4 separate regions of the Homo sapiens genome follow, and regions 1, 2 and 4 are each linked to region 3. The links are chromatin contacts, found by Hi-C or POLR2A ChIA-PET in ENCODE. All regions are on one chromosome and are shown on one strand. The core of a region is the stretch at or near the end of the contact, and the rest is flanking DNA. Distances in the headings are between cores, read along the strand shown.

Evidence for each region. Hi-C counts contacts between places; a loop is a spot of excess contacts on that map. ChIA-PET counts read pairs that join two places held with the same protein, here RNA polymerase II (POLR2A). Pooled maps may share reads with other maps.
Region 1: a map with no recorded cell type shows a loop between it and region 3 (10-fold over the local background). The contact joins the promoter of MPC1-DT here to the enhancer-like site in region 3. A Hi-C loop is called at or near these places in 3 of 37 single-sample maps with no recorded cell type and 2 of 50 pooled maps. POLR2A ChIA-PET finds 5 or more read pairs at or near these places in 1 of 52 experiments (T-cell).
Region 2: a map with no recorded cell type shows a loop between it and region 3 (11-fold over the local background). The contact joins two enhancer-like sites. A Hi-C loop is called at or near these places in 8 of 37 single-sample maps with no recorded cell type and 5 of 50 pooled maps.
Region 4: a map of OCI-LY7 shows a loop between it and region 3 (6-fold over the local background). The contact joins two enhancer-like sites. A Hi-C loop is called at or near these places in 1 of 168 maps with a recorded cell type or tissue (OCI-LY7), 6 of 37 single-sample maps with no recorded cell type and 3 of 50 pooled maps.

Annotation. Positions count from the first base shown.
Region 1 is chr6:166,381,229-166,386,262 of GRCh38, reverse strand. MPC1-DT (MPC1 divergent transcript) reads right to left here and starts at 3,085. Exons shown (of 1, transcript NR_189630.1): 1 at 1-3,085. It overlaps MPC1 (mitochondrial pyruvate carrier 1), which reads left to right and starts at 3,323. Exons shown (of 5, transcript NM_016098.4): 1 at 3,323-3,457. The coding sequence starts at 3,387. RefSeq lists silencers at 2,651-3,390, 3,541-3,640 and an enhancer at 4,001-4,180.
Region 2 is chr6:161,026,549-161,031,913 of GRCh38, reverse strand. All of the region lies in intron 1 of MAP3K4 (mitogen-activated protein kinase kinase kinase 4), which reads right to left. Among named protein-coding and RNA genes, the nearest start is that of MAP3K4-AS1, 37 kb to the right of the region's middle. RefSeq lists an enhancer at 2,403-2,502. Within about 2 kb of position 2,218, at least 2 of the 41 ENCODE cell types and tissues checked have a DNase peak (open chromatin) inside an H3K27ac peak, as active enhancers do.
Region 3 is chr6:163,705,764-163,711,013 of GRCh38, reverse strand. No RefSeq gene overlaps it. Among named protein-coding and RNA genes, the nearest start is that of QKI, 290 kb to the right of the region's middle. RefSeq lists enhancers at 2,561-2,680, 4,163-4,232. Within about 2 kb of position 2,283, at least 7 of the 41 ENCODE cell types and tissues checked have a DNase peak (open chromatin) inside an H3K27ac peak, as active enhancers do; they include OCI-LY7, where a contact is called at or near this core.
Region 4 is chr6:160,739,544-160,744,904 of GRCh38, reverse strand. PLG (plasminogen) reads right to left here. Exons shown (of 19, transcript NM_000301.5): 17 at 3,488-3,594. Among named protein-coding and RNA genes, the nearest start is that of PLG, 40 kb to the right of the region's middle. RefSeq lists an enhancer at 2,478-2,547. Within about 2 kb of position 2,569, at least 2 of the 41 ENCODE cell types and tissues checked have a DNase peak (open chromatin) inside an H3K27ac peak, as active enhancers do; they include OCI-LY7, where a contact is called at or near this core.

The DNA.
Region 1 (5,034 bases), core at 1,836-4,335, 2.7 Mb before region 3:
TCCAAACTCACAGATCCTGTGTCTACAGGGAAGCGCCAAGTGCGGCCTATTCTGATTGTCGTTTCTGAACTTTGATGGGCAGGTGAGATTGGGGCTCACTGCTGGGCCTTTACACTCACTTCCACAAACCTGGGGTTCAGAATAGCCAGTGATGCTTTCATTTGTGCATTCCACACACCGTCCAAATATGGACAAACCATGTAGGACTGGCCTTTCTAAAGTTTTACGAAATCATGTACATGGGTCTATCTATTGCTATGTTCTTATGCTTTAGATCACATTCCTGCTTCATATTTGAAGTAAGAGATACATGGCAACATGAAACAAATACTTTTTGTGGCAACATGGGGGAAGTATGGCTTTGAGAGTCGCAGAGAACTTAGTTCAAACCCAAATTATCCACTTACGTATGTCTTTTGTCTTTACATACTCCAATTTGTACTCCTTCATGGAACGGAAACTAGTGGAAAGCTCAGAGGTCCCAATTGAGGCCCAAATGTGGGAAGTAAAGCCTCTTGACCCCAGCCCAGTGGTGGCAACAGTGCATTAGGGGCAGGTGCCCTCAGTAGAGTTTCTCCAAGTGCTAGACACTGACCAGCAGCCTCAGAGTCACCTGCAGTGCCCATTAGCCACGCAGCTTTCAGCCCCAACTCCAGACCTTCTGAGTCTGAGGCTGGGATCTAGGAATCTGCCAAGGATTCTTCTGACAGCTCAGGTTTCAGAACCACCATCCATGAGGAAAAGAAACATATTAAGGGCTAAGACAGAGCAGCTATGAGATCCAGGAACCTGTTAGCACATGGAGAGTCTCCTTTTCCACCAATCTTGCAGAGCAGTTTGGCTTCATTCAAGAAGCCACTCAGTTTCCTTATACCTACCTTCTGGGTTGATGTGAGAAGGAGAAATAATGTACAAATAGTGCCTAATGATCAAGAAAAGGTAGCTATTAATAATATTATTATTAATAATCAAGACTCCCTCACTTTTCACAGGTTGTACATTCCTAACCCCATCATGAAGCATGTTCATGTGGAACAGAACAACCTTCCTGGTGTTCAAGACTGCAATATTGTGTAATGAGATACACTTTCAGTGACGATCAAGGTCAGCTGTGACCAATAGAGACCACGATCCTAACAGAAAATGAACCCCACTCAATCAAGGGCTTACCATTTTCATTCTCAAAGGCATTTCTTCTTAACACCACTTATTTTGAATAGATAGCATAAGTAGACTGTACAAATTTCAAAAAGAACAAAGGAAGATACAATGAAAAGTCAGTGTCACTCTTGGTCATCCTTAGAGGCAGCCACTACTAACATTTCTCCAGTATCTTTGCAAACATGAATGTATATATTTTCTTTGTCCCTATGCACAATGAGTAGCATACTTTATACACTATTCAGAACCTGGGTTTTTTTCTTGAAAATAAAAAAGATATTTCATATCAGCACATAAAGAATTCCTTTATTCCTAATGGCTGTATACTAATCCACTAAACGGATGCACCATAATTTATTTAACTCTCTCCCTATGGGTAGATATGTAAACTCTAATCTTTCCATACTAAAAACAATGCTGTACACATGAAATTGCACAAACTGGCTTGTCTATCCTAGGAAATCTCTAGATGGGCTTGCTGGATCAAAGGGGATGTCCATTATTAACACTAATACACTGCGGGTCACTAATGTTGAGAATTCCTGTTCACCAAAGGCATTTCTTTTATTTTTTATTTTAGAGACAGGATCTCCCTCTGTTGCCCAGGCTGGAGTGCAATGGCACAATCTCGGATCACTACAACCTCCACCTCCCGGGTTCAACCGATTCTCACGCCTCAGCCTCCCGAGTAGCTGGGATCACAGGAGCGCATCACCACGCCTGGCTAATTTTTGTATTTTCAGTAGAGATGAGGTTTCACTATATTGGCCAGGCTGGTCTCAAACTCTTGACTTCAAGTGATCCACCTGCCTCAGCCTCCCAAAGTGCTGAGATTACAGGCGTGAGCCACCGCACCCGGCTACCAGAGGAATTTTGTTATATTTATTTGTTTTTTTTGGAGACAGGGTCTTGCTCTGTTGCCCAGGCTGGAATGCAATGGCGCAATCTTGGCTCATTGCAACTTCCGCCTCCCGGGTTCAAGCGATTCTTCTGTCTCAGCCTCCCAAGTAGCTGGGACTACAAGCACATGCCACCACGCCCAGCTAATTTTTTTATTTTTAGTAGAGAGGGGGTTTAACCGTATTGCCCAGGCTGGTCTCGAATTCCTGACCTCAGGTGATCCGCCCGCCTCGGCCTCCCAAAGTGCTGTGATTACAGGCGTCAGTCACCGCGCCCGGCCACCAGAGGCATTTTAAATGATCGTCCACATTAGAAACAAAACGAAACGAAACAACTTGGAAAAGTGAGCAAAAGCCTTCAATGTGTTCTTTTCTCTGCCTTTGTGATCCGAAAGTCGTGCTGCGGTTTATATACTCCTAGGCGAGGGTCGCGTGCTAATGATCCCTTTCTTTTCAATATGCACCCGCGGTGGGACTTACAGAACCTTTATTTTCAACACGTAAGCAGTCACGCTTCCTCGAGCCTAAGGCTTTGTGCTATTCTTAAATGCTTTCCTCCTCCGACGCTGCGGCTCCCTCCTGAGCCCGTAGCTGCAGCGCGTTGGTGAGGAGCGCCGGCCCTGGGTGCCGCCCGCCACCCTGGAGGGACCGGTCCGGGGGAAAGTGCTCGGGAGAAGCCAGGGGCCCCGGCTGCGGTCGCTGGCCCGGGGCTCTGCGCACTCCCCAGTGCCCGGAAACCGCAGGCTGGCCCAGCTTGCGGGCCGGGTCCGCCCACGTGGGTGTGGGAAGCGCAGGGGACGCGGGCCGCCCGGCCAAGGTGCCCTTGCCAGGAACCGGCGCAGACACAGGCCCTGGGCGGCGCGGGAACCCGGCCAGTCCCACCGCGCGCTGCGCCGCAGGGGCCCCACTGCAGGTCGCCCCAAGACCGCGCGACGCTCGGCAGGGCGCCCACAGTCCTGTGGGTCAGAGAAATGTCACCTCCACGTCCCCGCTGGCCGGGAGCCGCTGGAGCCTAGCAACCGCCTGCCAGCCCCGGCCCAGCCCCAGCCGTTTTACGGCAGCGGGCCCCGCCCCCGTGCGCCACCGAGGGCGGGAAGGAGGCGTGCGGCACGAGCCAGCCAGTCCGCGCCACCATCTCTGGCCCTGCGCCCTGTCATTGGCCGAGAGCCGGGCGGCGCGGCGCGGCCGTAAGGCGTGGCCGGGTGTCGTGAGGCGGGCCTTCGGGCTGGCTCGCCGTCGGCTGCCGGGGGGTTGGCCGGGGTGTCATTGGCTCTGGGAAGCGGCAGCAGAGGCAGGGACCACTCGGGGTCTGGTGTCGGCACAGCCATGGCGGGCGCGTTGGTGCGGAAAGCGGCGGACTATGTCCGAAGCAAGGATTTCCGGGACTACCTCATGAGGTGACGAGCGCCGCAGGCCGAACCCCGCAACCCGGAGGGGCTCCCGGGAGGCTGCGACCCGTGCAGTCCGCGACGAGGGCGGCCGCGAGGACGCGGTGGCCCCGGGCAGCGGGTGGGCCGGGGCCCAGGCGAGAGGGTGCGCTTGTCAGGGGGGCCCCACCCGGATCCCTCCCGGACCGCCACACCCCGAAGCGGACGGCGTAGAGAGCCGGTGACAGTGGGCGCCTTTCAGGGCGGGGGTGACAGTGGGCGCCCCTCAGGGCGGGGGTGACAGTGGGTGTCCTCTCCCGGCAGGGTGACAGTGGGCGCTCCTCAGGGCGGGGGTGACAGTGGGTGTCCTCTCCCGGCAGGGTGACAGTGGGCGCCCCTCAAGGCAGGGGTGACATTGAGTCCCCTTCAGGGAGTGGGTGACGGTGGGCGTCCCTCCTGGCCAAGGTGACACTGGGGACGCCTCTCCTGGTAGGCATAACAGTGGACGCCCTTCCCGGCCAGAGTGGCAGTGGGGACCTGGAGGGACGAAAGCGACGGCGCTCCTCAGGACAGGGTGACCATGGGGACGCCTCTCCCGGCAGGGGTGACAGTGGGCGCCCCTCAGGGCAGGGTGACCCGGCAGGGGTGACAGAGGCTCGTTCCTCTCCCATGGTTGGCAGTGGGCACGTCCCTCCGGGCCAGTTGACAGTGGCTCGCTCCTCCGGGCGGGAGTGGTTTCCTGGCCGGTTTCTACCAGATCCTCGGAGTGGGTCGCCGGTCACCTGCGGCCGTCCAGGTGTGCCAGAGGCGGCGACCTGGGTGTGGGGTGGGGAGACGCCAGCGGGAGGCGCTGCTGAGAGCGCGGCGCGGCGCTGTTGGAGCGGAGCTTCGGGTGCGCCCAGCGCGCTTCTGGGACAGCGGAAATAAAATGTGCTGGCCTTGGGTTCGCCTTTCGGTTTTCTCATTCTAAGGACTTTAAGCTTGGGAGGAAGTACAATTTAAGATGTTTTTATATACGAAATTCTGTCAACCAAAGTAAAGTGACGTGTCTCTAAGGTCATACTTTTTCTTCTTGTTCTATTTTCTGTTAACTCCTCCTTTCCAGTTAGAAACAAAGAGCATTCGCGGTTGGAAAGCCTGAAAATACACTTTCTATAATTTATTTGCACCTCTCATCTTGGGGCGCTTGCTTTTATTTCAAAATATTGAATATAACTTTGAAGCAGTTTTAGGTTATTTAGGAGTGTAATTTTAGTTAGTTTTTCAGTGTATGATTTTAAAACCTAGGTACGTGTACAGCTGCGGTTTTTTTTCGGTAGTTAATAGTGTGGTCAAGAGGTAAAGAGATGAAAGCTGAGGAGGAATAAATCCTGTTATAACCACACAAAAGGGATAGTATGAAGGCAACTTGATTTTAGCAATAAAAAAGTTTTAAATCCTGAATTTTATTGCAAATACTGTTTACTTCTACTTTTATAGAGCAGTAGGGTAGGAAAAATAATTCAGTCTGCCATATGGTAAACTTGTAAACAGAAGCTTCACTTCTGACTTTCAAAAAAAGACATTTCTATGCTTAAATAGAACTACTATTAATTAAGATGGGTGTT
Region 2 (5,365 bases), core at 969-3,468, 2.7 Mb after region 3:
TTCAAAACACATCCTTTGTGGTGAGGAGGAATGTGAACTCAGAAGCTAAGGCCATGTCTCAGCCGTCCTGGTGGGTGAAGCATCCATTATTGAATCTTTCTAAGACTATTAAGACTAATAATCTGGAATTTTAAAGGTCTACATTCTAACCATTTCAGGAAATTCAGTTGTAAAGGTGTTTTTAAAATTAAAGTAATGGAAACAAAGGGCTACGAAAAATATAAAATGGTCTGTTTTGCTAGTATCTAGCAGTACTGTGTGGATGATGAATTAATGCAATGCAGAGTGAAAGTGGAGGAGAATTGTTGTGAGGAGGGACTGATAATATCAAACCTCAGTGATCCAAATATCAAGCCCCCCGACCTGAGGAGCGTCACGATCTAAAAAGACAAGCACAGCTGATTTTTTAAAAATAAATAAAGAAGTACCTTTGTGGGATCTACATGCCATGGGAATTGAGTCCTGTGCTTTAGCAGATAAAGAGGGTCTAAGAAAGTACATATAATAAAAAGGCTAACTTTTATGAAGACTTTACATTGGGGACCCAGAAGAATATTTGTGTTGTGCTAACCTCCAACTGTAGACAAATTATTTCTCTACACATGGAAAAATTAATGTGGCTGTACTGTCAAATAAAAGTACAAGAATAAATCCTTGTAATAATTCTATAGAAGCTAACAGTCCCTTGTTTTCCGATCTGCATTTATTACAAAACCAAAAGTCATCTGTCTTATCCTTATACATTCACATAGACACAATGAACAACTACTGACTTCAAAGTATTTCTAAATTATCTAATTATTCTAGCAGTAAACATTTAAAAATCACACTGAAACGAAGATGAATACTGTCATAAACAAAATATTAAAATAAGACAAAACACAGTATATTTTATCCTTCCTTACCCATTAAGCATCACAGAAAACGAGTTAGGAAAATGTCATATGGTACTACCAGCCACTATACTTATAATTCGTAATTAAAATGAATTTAATATTTTCTTAGGATTTACTTAATGCAGTCAACATGGTATTCTCACTTGTTGGAAAAGATACTGGTTTACATTCCATCCAAGCAACTTAGTAACACCTACATGTCAGAACAAAATCCAACAGTATTTAAAGAAACTTTCTTTTAAAAAGAGTCTAGCACCTAATAAATAACATTCACAACGTTTTCCATCCTATCAAAAAATTACCAGCCAAGTGCAATGGCTCATGTCTGTAATCCCAGCACCTGGGGAGGCTGAGGTGGGCAAATTGCTTGTGCTCAGGAGTTTGAGACCAGCCTGGACAACATGGCAAAACCCCATCTCTACAAAAAATACAAAAAATTAACCAGGTGTGGTGGCATGCACCTGTGGTCCCAGCTACTCAAGGAGACGGAGGCGAGAGGATCACTTGAGCTGGCACCACTGCACTCCAGCCTGGGTGACAAAGCAAGACCCTGTCTCAATCAAACAAACAAACAAACAAACAAAAATACCAAAGAAAAAAATATATGATCCAAACCAGGAGAAAAACCCAAAGAAACAGACCAGAAATGACTCAAGTAGACATTATAATGATAAAAAATATATCTGAAATATGGGTTTAACAGCAGACCAGACACAGCAGAAAAACATCAGTGAACTTGAAGACACAGCAACAGAAACTATTGAAAATGAATCAGAGAGAAAAAGATTGGGAGAAATAAAAAAACAGGGTACCAGTGCCCTGTGTGACAGTATCAAGCAGTTTAACCATGTGTTACTGGAGTCCAAAACTAGAGAAGGGAGGCACAGAAACAAATCTCTGAAGAAGGGCTGAAAATTTTTCAAATCTGGAGAAAACCATAAGCTCGCAGATCCAACAAACTCTGAGCTAAAGAACTATAAAGAAAACTCCCAGTCTGTTGTTATGTACATCATAACCAAATTGCTGAAAACCAATGACGAAGAGAAGAATATTAAAAGCAGCCAGAGAAAACTTAGTTTGAGGGCCTTAGCTTAGAAGTAACATATTAATAGGAGGGAAAGAAATCAAGCAAAGTTTTATTCTTTTTTCTTTAAAACAAACAAACAAACAAACAAAACACTTATACACAAAATCCAGAAAAATACTAGTGGTAAGTTCAAAAGAACTTGCATCATTTCAATTAACTAACCGTAAGCATCCAAAACCTCATTTTGTAATCGTTCATGTGAGATGAGCTAATGTGGTCAGCCGACCAGTTCAGAATGTTTACATGTATACCAATGATTTGGGATGAGCAAAGTAGTACAAGGTCTACATCAGCTGCCCTGAAACATTTGTCTTACTTGTGTTTAATAACATGCAAATGTGAAATGTCTTTCTGGTACTAAACTTCTGACAGTCACGTAAAACATTTCACTCTTTTACCATAAAACCCTGCTAAAGTACTATTATTACACTACAGTCTGGTCTAGGCAAAGTATGTCTTGAACTCAACCCAAGGGAGTTTGGTGTAGGTTTTAGAGGAAAAATGTGTGAAAAGAAAACAAAACAAAAATTCAAGTTACTTAGGGTTAAATAGTTCTGCTCTGACATATTAGGTAAACCACAATGGTGCCTGAAATAGCTATCTGTAAAATGATGAAGTCGGATTAGATGAGTCTGAAAACATCTGTGGTTCTGCAAAAGCCACCCCTGCCCCCCAACACCACCCCCGCCAAAAAAACCCAAAACACTTCATTTAGCGACATCCTTCGAAATAAATGGATATTTTAACCACTTGTGAAGTATAATATTCATCTGTATGAAGTTCTCTCATCCACCTCCACCTATTCTCTATTAGGTAATAAGTATTAGGGAGATTTCTGCTATTGGGGGAAAGAGAGGAGGGACATAGGCAGAAGGGATAGATTTTCTAGGTTTCCTTTTTCTTTAAACAATGTGTATAGCTTGCTTGGCCTGAAGTATTAATCAAAGGGAGCTAAGCTCAGTTTGAGGTTGTATGTTTGGTTCATACTACAAGAGCCAATTTATTAATAAGTTATCCATATTACACGAGTCAATTTATCAATGTTAGTTATCTTTATCATCAATCTACAGCTGAACATTTATCAGCTCACCTCCAGGTGAACGGTCAAACCTCGAGCTTATCCAACATGTACTATCTAACTTTTGCACTGTTTCAGAGCATAGGGTCTTTACAAACCTAACTAATCTTGCTTATTTTTCAAGATAGACATTTAGACTTGTTTTTTAATGAAAATTCATCTTTTTAAAACAAATGTAGATTTAAAAAAAAAAAGATTTCCTATGGAAATGAATAAGAAGCTATCTCCCCAACAATTACTGAAGAGCAGGAGCCTGTCATCCTTACCACTGCTTCTCCGGTGTCTAGAACAGTGGCTGGTGCAGATTATGTGTTCAAAACTACTTGCTGATTGAATAAACAAATCAAGTAAGTTTATCTTCTATACTTTGGATTTAATCATTATCCAAATCCTTTTAAAATACAATAACATTTCACTATTTTTAAAATATATTTTTTAAAGGCTACAAGAATGAAGGATTGTTGATTTTTGCCAATAATGAAATCCCTACGCCCCCACACTTACTAGTAAGAATACAAGTTTTAATCAAATTATTGTTTTCTTGTAAACACTTTAATTTAGAAGTCTTATCCAATGCCACTGGAACTTGTGCTTGGACAGTTAATTAAACATACATACAAAAACATTAACAATGAAACATGCAGACAAAAAAAATATACTGTGGCAGCTGTTACTTTGGGGGTCCCTGATGAAACCGGCCTCCTCATGGTCACAAACCTGCATATCTACGCTTGAATGTGGAATGACTTTGTGACTGCTTTAACCCAAGCAATGTAGCAAAAATGACACTGGACCAGTCCCGGGCCTAAACCTTAAGAAGGCCACCTGTGTACTGCTGGGAAAGCTAGCCACCAGGTAAGGAGCCCAACTTAGGTGGAGAAGTGCATGAAGGAGAAGCTAGCTAGCCCAAACTTGGGGAGCTCCCAGCTGACAGCCAGCACCAACTTAACTTGCTAACCCTATGAGTGAGGCTATTTTGGATCTCCATTTGTCCCTGCTCTGCAGCCAACACCGTAAGTAGCAGAAAAACCACTCAATACCATGACAGCTAATAAATGGTTTTTATTTTAAGCTGTTAAACATTGGTATGGTTTGTTAAACTGTAATATGTAACTGCCACACATACAAACCTTACATTTTATTTTTGCTTTAAACCCATGAGTGGGTTTTAATCAACCACTACTTTAATGAGGGCTACAGCCTTGTCTTTTAGTGCGGGTCCACTGATGGAAGTTCCGAGTCAACTCTCTGGCTTATCAGATGTTGCACAATGCATCATCTACAATCTCCACTCTATTTCTCTAAAATAGAACAAGAATTTAAAGACTTTTGTAGAGCGATTTTTCTGGATGTTCATGATTTTTCTTCCTAAGCTTTCACAGTTCTCTCTTACACCTAATTTGAAGGCAATTTTTTTTTAATGTTACTCACCTATACTGACACTTTGCAAAGCATTCCAAGTTAATTTATGTAGAAGCTACAATTCTCTTTCACACTCACATTTCATAGATTTGTATAATAGTCTACTGAGTTACACAATCACAATTAAAAAGTAAAGATCTAAATAGATTTAGGAACAAACCAGAAACTCTTGTTAAGTATATAGTTCAATTGGTGGGGACAGAAAAATCACTGCCTGTATCACATTCTGTATTCTAGAGTAGACTATTAGCTATCCGCATTCATGATGCTGTGAACATCAGTTGGTAAGTTTTATATAAGAAATGAATAGGACCAGGTCTTGGAAAAGTAGGTAAGTGGATGAGGCCTGCCTGATTTATGTCTTCTGGTATAAAGTCTTCTGTTTCACTCATAGATTTATATAGCATATTTTATCGGTCCTGAACTAAATAAAACAAAAAAGAATGCATAAAGATAGAAAACAAATATATATAAAGAGACGAATTAGCCCACATGGATAAACTTTTACTCATCATTAGAAATAAAAATAATTATAAGCTGTTTATAATTCAGATGAAGGCTTTCAGAAAATAAACTCTCATAAAACTATATAAATACAACACAACAAAACACTTTAAAGACTTCATACTAATTAATTCAATTCTGGTTAACCAGACTTTCCAATGAGAACTACAAAAAAAAAAAAAAAAAAAAAAAAGGAGAGAGAACCCTTTGGGCATTCCAATATAAATGAGTCCCATTACACATAAAAAGACAAACATAATTATTTCTGTTATTTTTGCAATTTTGTTGCAAATACTTGAGTACTTAAAAACAGAAGACAAAGAATAAGACATATTGCAGGGGTGCTTTATTTTTTACCAAATCTACTACCTCCAACAA
Region 3 (5,250 bases), core at 1,034-3,533:
GAGAAGACAGATTGCCTTTCTTCGGCTGACTGAAACTTAAATATTAAAAATTAGGCTTCTATGAAAGCAGGAAATGGAATAGGAAGTCCAAAAAGTAACCAGGAGTGGAGAGATGAGGAAGTAAGTAAAAATCATGAAGCACCTCCTTGGCTACACCCAGGACCCCGGGGCTTCACTGCAATCTCCTCTCTTTCCAGAGGTTTCTAATCTCCAGTGCTCCTCCATATCGATGCAGAGCAGGACGCCTGTGAGTGACACGAGGTGCTTGTCAAACACACAAGCTCTTGGGCTGAGAGTCTGCAGCTACAGGCCTGAGTGCAGCCAAGGATTTTGCCTGTTGATTTCCAGATGACCCAGATCCACACTTGGGTTTAGACTAGTCTCCAAAACCTAGTCTTGCTGACTTTCTTCCCATATCTATGAGCACGAATGTTGGGCCGTTACATAAGCAGCATTGGAAAATCATTACAAAATTCAAGAAAAAAAATCTGAGCTATTTAAGTACAAGGTTTACTATGAGCATTATTTTGGCTTCATTTTACGTGCCATGCTAGTTTATGAACATTCTATAAGATTTTAGGAAGACATTTTATATTCATAATCAAATATTGAAAGGAGAGGGCCCTTATAGCTAATCTGGCTCAAAATCAGCTTTCTGAGAGGATAAGGATGCTCAGGAACCACTGATTTAGGCTGGTCTACAAAATGCTGCTAAGTGTCAACAGCCTGTTGAAAGTGGCATCGCCCTTCCCTAACCTCTAGTGTCTGTTTGTGGGTGTGCTGAGGAGCTAGGAAGTGCCCATAGCCTTCAGGGAGTATCTAGTGTGGTGGCGAATGGGCAGCCCTTTAAAGCCTGTGCTTCGTGCCCAGCAAAGAGCATTCCCATCAACTCTGTTATTTCAACAGGACTGGGTCCTGGGACCTGGCAAGGAGAACCAGTGGCCCTGGACTCTAGGTTCTGCCCTGGGCTGCCCAGATCCAGCCAGGAAGAGCCCAGGGTTGGCAGGGGATGAGACGTGGGGGCTCCATTGACTGAGCTGCCTAAGTACACGCTGCTGCCTTCCATCCTGCACCCCTTCCCTGCTTGGCCACAGTCAGAGCCAAACTGGAATGAACTGCACTGAAGAGAGAAGTGGCTGCCTCCCCTCCCTCCCTGGGCCACAGCCCTGGCTTCCTCTCCTACAGGAAGGGAGGTAAAGCCGCTCCTTATGAAGGATGTGGACTCAGGAGGGGCCACACACAAAGGGGAGCCTGTCACATGGGGGGAGCAAGTCAGGATGTTACTAACAATCAAAAGCTTCCTTCAAAGGTTCCTGTTTAATTAAAAATTTCAAAGCGTAGGACTTCCAACCTGCTGGTCTCCCCAGGACACCCTGAGGGTCTCAGGGGAGGGTGCACTCAGACAGATGGTGCCTCCCCACCCTATCAGCCACCCCGGCCTCTCTCCTCAGTATCTCCAATATAGGGTTACCTCTTAGGTGGTCCTAGAGAACATTTTATTCTAGTGGTCACCTGGCTGAATGCACAGACGTCCCCTGGGACATCTTGCTGGCGCAGAGAGGGGGGCCTGAGGATACCATCACGGGCAGGCACCGTTCCCAGGACAGGGAGAGAGGAAGCAGATTCGTGCCCTTTCTTCATGGTGGGCTCATCACTGAACAGAAAGGAAATCACTGTCAGTCACTCCAGCTGCCAACCTGGGTCTCCCTTCTGCTGCTGCTGGGTAGCAGGCAGTTTTGGTGACCCCAGGTCATGCACCCAGGGGGATTTATTGCCAAGGTTCCTGGAGGACATCTGCCCCCACTGTTCCCTTTGGAGCGTCTCAGTAAGAGAACCCGTAATGTCTAAAAATAGTGCATGTCAAACTTCATAAGGTTCTAGAAAGAGGCCTAAGTATAGTTATCCACTAATAAATTAAGCCGATTTTGAGAAAGATTAGCTATAGGGGGCCTTCTCAAGATTTGATTACGAAGATAAAGTGCTGTATTAAAATATTACAGACTATTTGTAAAGCAGTATGGCACATAAAATGAATCTCAAAATAATAGTAAACATTTAAATAGCATGGATCTTTTTGCCTTGTATTTTATAATCATTTTTCAATCCTTATTATACTAAAAGCCCAGGATTCTCATTTTGTGGATATGGGGAAAAAAAAAAAAAAGCAAGTCTAAGCAAATAACAAGAAATCTGGTTTCACAACTCCTAGCCCAGTTAAGTTCTCGGGACAGAATGAGGTCCAACGTGGTCAACAAACATGACATCATGCCACCCACGAGCTGGACACGCGACACCTGGGGCTCCAGCTGGCCATGCAAAAGGGTGAGGTCTCCATCCCTCCTTCCGTGACAAAAGTAAGCTCTCCTTTCTGAAGAGCCCTCAAGCCAGAGACTGAACCCCCAAATAAAAATACAACAGAGGTCAGCTCTGAGAAACCAAAATGACTCATCACCTCACCTCCTGTCCTAAGTCCCTGGCTTCTCACACTCTCCCCTCTTGACTGTGTTTCGAGGCAAGGAAAATACCTATCATTGCCAATTATGGAACCTGTTACCAATGAAGGCCACCTTGGCTGCAAACTTATCTTTGATATGGGACATTCTCCATTGCTTGTGGTGGAGAGAACAGACCCTTTTCCCTTCTATGGTAATATGCCCCAATGGAGGTTTTCCACCACGTGAATAATCTAGACGACAGGTTTTCTGTGTAGCATCTTATGCCAATCTACGTCCCTCGTGCACAGCTTTGGAGAAGGGTCCATAGCTCTGTCTAGAGGCCCGTCCACCCTGAGCCCAGAACATCTCCATCCCTCAGGCGGCCGCCTGCAGCAGTGCAGCTGGAGGAAGTAAGTATTTTAGAGCATGTTTTCATACCTTGCTACTAGAGAAGTGGCAAAGCACTCTTGTTTTTGAGAAGTGATAACCTCTTAGAGATGAAAAAGGAAAAAGCTAAGGGGAAGCACTGAGCTGGGGAAACTCTTACAAATCAAGAATCTTATAGCAGAAGAGTTTTGCTTCTTTTGGAAACTGAATCAGTGTCACTAGTGGAATTACACCCCCGTGGGGGATGGGGGGGCACTGTTGTCTGGCAAACAGTGCAAGTCATTTGTCACACCTAAACACGACTAGGTTACCCTCAGCTACACCGTGTCTCCCACCGTGTGACCTGTGATTTCTTCCTGCTCTCCTTTCCATCTGTGTCCATAAAGACTTGGAGTGAGATCCGGTTTGCTTTTCTGCCTCCTCTGTCCTATTTGCCAGAGAAAACATTCTGGAATTCCTCCCAGGAACCTTCCCCCAGTGGTTTCTGTCCAGCCATCCGCATTCTGTCCTTTGGGGAAATATTTCTCCTACCATTCTGCACCAGCAGGTGTGCTAACGTAAGCCTGTGCACGAGCACCACTTTGCCTGAAGATCACATCTGTCACAGGAGTGTCTGTTCTGTGGACAACACTGAGGAACGCCTCTCTTTCCTCATGCCAAGCCACTAGCCCTCCACAGACACTTTCTAAAAACTGCCACCCACATCACAAATGGCTGCTTTTACTTCTCTCTCTACTCTCCCAGCTCGTTTTAAATGCTCCAGCTTAAATTTATCACATGTCCTCACTGGAGTTTACGGATAGCTTCTAATGTACCCTAATTCTAGAGTTATGGGAGAGAGGAGCAAATAAAGTACAGGATGTGGCTAAACCAATTTGTAAAAGGAAAGGAAAAAAATGCAACCCAGGCAGAAAACAACGGCATTCTTTTCCTATTAAATGTAAAGCAAATATTAAACTCCTGCAAGGATTTTAGAATTTATATCCATACCCATGCATTTATATCCTAATTGCTCATCACTATGGGAACCAGGTATTTTTGACTGATACTTTAAATATAATAAAGACACAAAAGAAAAAAATAGATCCAGCTTTCTGGGTGTAGACATTTTTCTAGGTGGTGCTTAATGAATTTAAGCTTCTGAGAGATGGTTTGTATTCATTGGATCCCCTATCCTGATACCAGACCCTAGTTCCTTGGTCTTAAACTGCAAGGATCAGACTCGCCTGGAGGCTTGTGAACATCCAGACTGGTGTGGGGCACCGCCAGAGTGTCTGACTCACTGGGTCTGGGAGGGGCCCAAGAGCCTGCAGTTCTAACAGGTGCTATAGATGCTGCTAGCTTAGGGCCCACTTTGAGAACTGGCTGCTTAGCTCAGTGTTTTGAGAATTAATAAGAGAAGGACACGTGGGAGATGAGACTCTGACATTAAGGATCACACCAAAATACCTCTACGCCCTTCGCCGAAGTCCTCACTTGGTGTCTTCATGTGCATATTCAAAACTCTGGAATTCAAGTTAATAATAAGAGCATGGAGGCCTATGCTCTATGAAATGTCCTGACAACATCCCTAACTTATCTCAAAGAGACTTACTACACATTGAATTTAGGTTTCACAGGGAAGTTTTTGCATGTTAATTAAATGCCAATTGATTACTAAAGGCAAATCCACTGAGGATTAACTAATGTCACTGACATGGACTTCTGACATAACTGCAAAATCCAGTGCTTAACAGATAGTAACAAGCTGTCTCATTAGAAATCAAATGACTATGGAAGAAATCATGTTTAAATGTGGGTATTTTTCATCGTGAGATTTGCTGACACATGGCAGCAAACAGACTTGATTTGGGATAACATTTTCTAACTATTGTCCTTAGCCTGCCGTGTTTCTGAAGCTGCTCCTGCCACAGCAGAATGCCTCTAATGGATGACCCCCCACTTAGGACAGCACTGACTCACCCACGCAAATCCAAAGTGTGGTGCATGCAAATTTTAGCCTCGAGTTCTAGTCTCAGAGCACAAAATAGTAACAACTACAACAAAAATAACAGCACCACGCACTGAGTCTACTGTGCTTCATGTACTACATGAAAGAGGAACCGCAACACCAATATTCCAGTCAACGGAAACGGGGCTCAAAGGGACTAAAGAGTGGACTGACCAAGGTGACACGTGCAAGTCAGTGGTGGAGCTAAGATCAAAGCTCTTCGCTTAATCACTACAGATATATTAAATATTAAACATTTACAGTCTACACAGTCTCTATTTTGTTGAAGATTTTTATGTGGTACATAATAGAATCATTTTACATGATACATAATGGAATATTTATTACGTTTTACAAATAAAACTGAGGCCGAGTGAGATTGGGAGAGTTACACAAATTCACAGAGGAAGTCCATAAAATGCCATGATTCTAACTAGA
Region 4 (5,361 bases), core at 1,320-3,819, 3.0 Mb after region 3:
TGAAATTATGGCAGAAATCAGGAAGTTCTTTGAACTAATGAGAATAAAGATACAACATACCAGAATCTCTTGGACAGAGCTAAGGTAGTGTTAAGAGAGAAATTCATAGCACCAAATGCTAGCATCAAGAAGAAAGATCTCAAATTAAGAACCTAACATCACAATGGAAAAAATTAGAGAAACAAGAGCAAATCAACCCCAAAGCTAGCAGATGGCAAGAAATAACCAAAATCAGAGCTGAACTGAAGAAAGTCAAGACATGAAAATTCATTCAAAAGATCAACAAGTCCAGTAGTTGGTTTTTTGAAAACAGTAATAAGATAGGTAGGCTGCTAGCTAGGCTAATGAAGAAAAGGAAGATAAGACCAAAATAAACACAATTAGAAATGACAAAGGGGATGTTAGCACTGATGCCACAAAAATAAAAATAACCATCAGAAACTACTACAAACAGCTCCATGCACACAAACTAGAAAACCTAAAAGAGATGGATAAATTCCTGGACACATACACCCTCCCAAGACTGAACCAGGAAGAAATTGATTCCCTGAACAGAACAATAATGAGCTCCAAAATTGAATCAGTAATAAATAGCCTACTAACCAACAAAAGCCCAGGACCAGATAGATTCACAGCTGAATTCCACCAGATGTACAAAGAAGAGCTATGACCATTCCTACTGAAACCGTTCAAAAAAACTGAGGAGGAGGGTCTCCTCTCCAATTCATTCTATGAGGTCAGCATCATCCTGATACCAAAACCTGGCAGAGACACAAAAACAACAAAAAACTTCAGGCCAATATCCTTGATGAACACTGATGCAAAAATCCTTTACAAAATACTTGCAAACCAAATCCAGCAGCACATAAAAAAGCCAATCCATCGTGATCAAGTAGGCTTTATCCCCAGAATGTAAGCTTGGTTCAACATACATAAATCAATAAATGTGATTCATCACATAAATATAACTAAAGAGAAAACCCACATGATTATCTCAATAGATGCAGAAAAGGATTTTGATAAAATTTACCATCCTTTATATTGAAAACTCTCAATAAACTAGGTACTGAAGGAATATATCTCAAAATAATAAGAGACAGCTATGACAAGTCCACAGCCAACATCATACTAAATGGGCAAAAGCTGGAAGCATTCCCCTTGAAAACTGGCACAAGATAAGGATGCCCTCTTTCACCACTCCTATTCAACATAGTATTGGAAGCCCTGGTCAGAGCAATCAGGCAAGAGAAAGAAATAAAGGGCATCCAGATAGGAAGAGAGGAAATCAAACGATCCCTGTTGGCAGATGACATGACTCTATGTCTAGAAAACCCCATAGTCTCAGCCCAAAAGCTCCTTCAGCTGATAATCAACTCCAGCAAAGTTTCAGGATATAAAATCAATGTACAAAAATCACTAGCATCCCTTTACACCAACAACAGCCAAGCCCAGAGGCAAATCAGGAACACAGTCCCATTCACAAATGCCACAAAAAGAATAAAATATGTAAGAATACAGCTAACCAGAGAGGTAAAGATCTCTACAATAAGAATTACAAAACACTGCTCAAAGAAATCAGAGATGACACAAATGAATGGAAAAACATCCCATGCTCATGGATTGGAAGAATCAATATCATTAAAATGGCCATACTGCCCAAAGTAATTTACAGATTCATTGCTATTCCTATCAAACTGCCAATGATATTCTTCACAGCACTATTAAAAAACTACTTCAAAAATTTATATATAACCAAAAAGGAGCCAGAATAGCCAAGGCAATCCTAAACAAAAAGAACAAAGCTGGAGACATCACATTACCTGGCTTCAAACTATACTTCAGGGCTACAGTAACAAAAACAGCATGGTACTGGTAAAAAAAAAAAAAAAAAAAGACACGTAGACCAGTGGAACAGAATAGAGAGCCCAGAAATAAGGCCACACACCTACAGACATCTGATTTTTAACAAAGCTGACAAAAACAAGCAATGGGAAAATAACTCCCTATTCAATAAATGGTGCTGGGGTAACTGGCTAGCCATATGTAGAAGATGGAAACTGGACCCCTTTCCTTACACCATATACAGAAATCAACTCAAGATGGATTAAAGACTTAAATGTAAAATCCAAAAGTACAAAAATCCTGGAAGACAACCTAGGTAACACCATCCTGGACATAGGAACGGGCAAAAATTTCATGAAGATGCCAAAAGCAATCTCAACAAAGGCAAAAATTGACAAATGGGATCTAATTAAACTTAAGAGCTTCTGGACAGAAAAAGAAACTCTCAAGGGAGTAAAGGGAAAACCTAGAGAACAGGAGAAAATATTTGCAAACTATGCACCTGAAAAAGGTCTAATATCCAGCATCTATGAGGAACTTAAACAAATTTACAAGAAAAAAAAAACCCCATTAAAAAATGGACAGGGGACACTAACACACTTTTCTAAAGAAGACATGCCTGTGGCCAACAAACATATGAAAAAAAGCTCAATATCACTGATCGTTAGAGAAATGCAAATCAAAACCACAATGAAAAATCATCTCACACCAGCCAGAATGGCTTCCTAAAAAGTCAAAAAATAACAGATGCTGGCAAGGTTGCAGAGAAAAGAGAACACTAACAGCTGGTGGGACTGTAAATTAGTTCATCCACTGTAGAAAGCAGTATGGTGATTCTCAAAGAGCTAAAAGCAGAACTAACTTTCAACCCAGCAATCCTACTACTGGCGATATACCTAGAGGAATATAAATCATTCTACCCTAAAGACACATGCACATGAATGTTCATTGCAGCACTATTCACAGTAGCAAAGACATGGAATCACCTATATGACCATCAATGACACATTGGATGAAGAATATGTGGTACATATACACCATGGAATACTGTTTAGCCATAAGAAAGAATGAGGTAATATCTTTTACAGGAACATGAATGGAGCTGGAGGCCGTTATTCTTAGAAAACTAACACAGGAACAGAAAACCAAATACCACATGTTCACAGTTATAAGTGGGAGCTAAGTGATGAGAACTCATGGACACAAAGAAGAGAGCAACAGACACTGGGGCCTACTTGAGGGAGAAGAGTGGGAGGAGGGAGAGGAGCAGGAAATACTAAGAATTGGGTACTAGGGTTAGTACCTAGGTGACAAAATAATCTGCATGACAAACCACTGTTTACATATACAAGAAACTTGCACATGTACCCCTGAACCTAAAATAAAAGTTAAAAATTAATTAATTGAAATAAAAATGTTCTGAAAACAGAGAGAGAGAGAGAGACTCAAAGACACAGTTTTCCTCCCTTTGATCATGTGCCTTGAAGACTGATTAAGACATAGACAGGTGCCCAGGCAAAATCAGGAGTGGGGTGGACCACATTCATGGATAGGAATTTGCACAGCTTTCTCCAAAATGATCATTTTGTCACATGGACTGTAGGTCAAAACCAATTCGTTATGTGGGCAATGGAATTTATCTCACCTTGGGTTTCTCCCCAGCCAGTGATGAAACATTCGGTCCGGTCAGCGACCACATAATTTGGGGATGGCAGACAAGCTGGGATTACTTTGTCAGTGATGACGGCAGGACTGAAAGAAAAGCATCAGCAGTTATGTTTGACTGCTCTGCTCGCAGCTGCAGTACCCACAACCAGTCATCCCTGTCTTGAGGCCCCAGAGCCCTCTGAACTGGCACTGCCTTGCTTCACTGACACAGAGCAACGTAGAACACAGAGTTTCACCCTCACATTTGCCTGTGGTTGTCTATGGACTATGCAGATGTAAGGTTTCATTTGAAAGGCATCAGTTGCATGCAAGATACTGCTGGTGGCCTTCACCTTTGAAAGTAGGGATGACAAAGGCGCACTTCTCATGTATATTCTGTGCACAACTGGAATCTCATGCTGAGTGTGTCCTTTTACATTAATCGAATAGGGCATTGATCAGTGCATGGAATGTCTGACTGAGATGCCACCAAGAGGCTGTAAAATTGCAAATGTGTTGTGTGCCCAGAGCAACTTGCTCCATCCTTGGATCCTCCATTTCCTCCTCAGTGAATGTTACTACGCCATAGTTGTAAGAATCCAGTAAAATACTTGATACCAAATGAAAGAGGATTGGAAATAAGCCTTTTGCTTGAACAAAATGGTATTTGTTTTCAAAGAACATTCATATACTTTAGAGTCCCAGGGACTCTCAAACATTAGAACTCCGGTTTTTAGACCTGATTCTACTTTAGTAAGTTCAAGAGGATAAAGGATTGGAAATAAGAAATGCCCTATTCTGATCAAGAAACATCATCGTCACCAACTTTGAAGCAGGCACACTTTCTGCTTCTGAGCATCATCAGAAGGCCCAGCCTGTCATGCAGACGTCCTCACTCTACAGGTTCCCTGGTGGAGCACTAAATGCCCTAGACTCGGGGTGTGGGGATGTGGGGTGGGAACTCTAAACTCGAAATGTATCAGCCTATCAGAGAACTCCTCCAAAACCCAAAATTTCCAAATTACTTGTTCAAGCCATCAGAACACCCCAGCTCTCTGAGGATCATGAGGAACGGGGACCTTCTATTTGCACATTTGCTGGGATGGCGGGGAGGACACTGGGGAGCAGGAGGGAGATCAGCTACTGTTTATAAAGGCTGAGCTGGAAAGGCTCTTCTCTCCTTCTAGAGTGTCAGAGCATCCCAGGACATCACCCCTCAGTTCACAGACCCAGAGAAGCTGCCCTGGGCTTGTGGCCAGGCCCAGGAGAGCAGCTCAGGCTCCTGCCCCGTGCCTTCTCATCCAGGCCATGCTCATCCCTGTCCACACTGACACCCTGTCTTCCAGAACCACCAGCACAGCGAGCGCCCTGCGTGCCTTGTCACCTGTCCCAAACCTGCTTCTCCTACAAATAGCTGTTTCTTAGCTGACTCAACTAGTATCTGGCTCCAAACAGCACTAAATGAGTGACATAAGCAAATGTTTCACTTTGTCAGGCTTAGTGAAACAACATTTCAACAGGAAAGAGAAAATCAAATCAAAGAAGACAATAATAATAATATAATTTACATTTATAAACTGTATTTGTGATTTTTTTGACATTGTGAAGTTGTTTTTTTTTTGTTTGTTTTTTGTTTTTTTGGTGTTTTTTTTTTTGGTACAGTGTCTTACTCTGTCGCCCAGGCTGGAATGCAGTGACACGATCATAACTCACTGCAGCCTCAAACTCCGGGACTCAAGTGACCCTCCTGCCTCAGCCTCCCAAGTAGCTGGGATTACAGGCACCCACACCAGACACCCAACTCGATCTTGTGGTTTTTAAAGTGCTTTGAAACAAATATAGTCTTATATGATTCTCTTAAACATATTATGA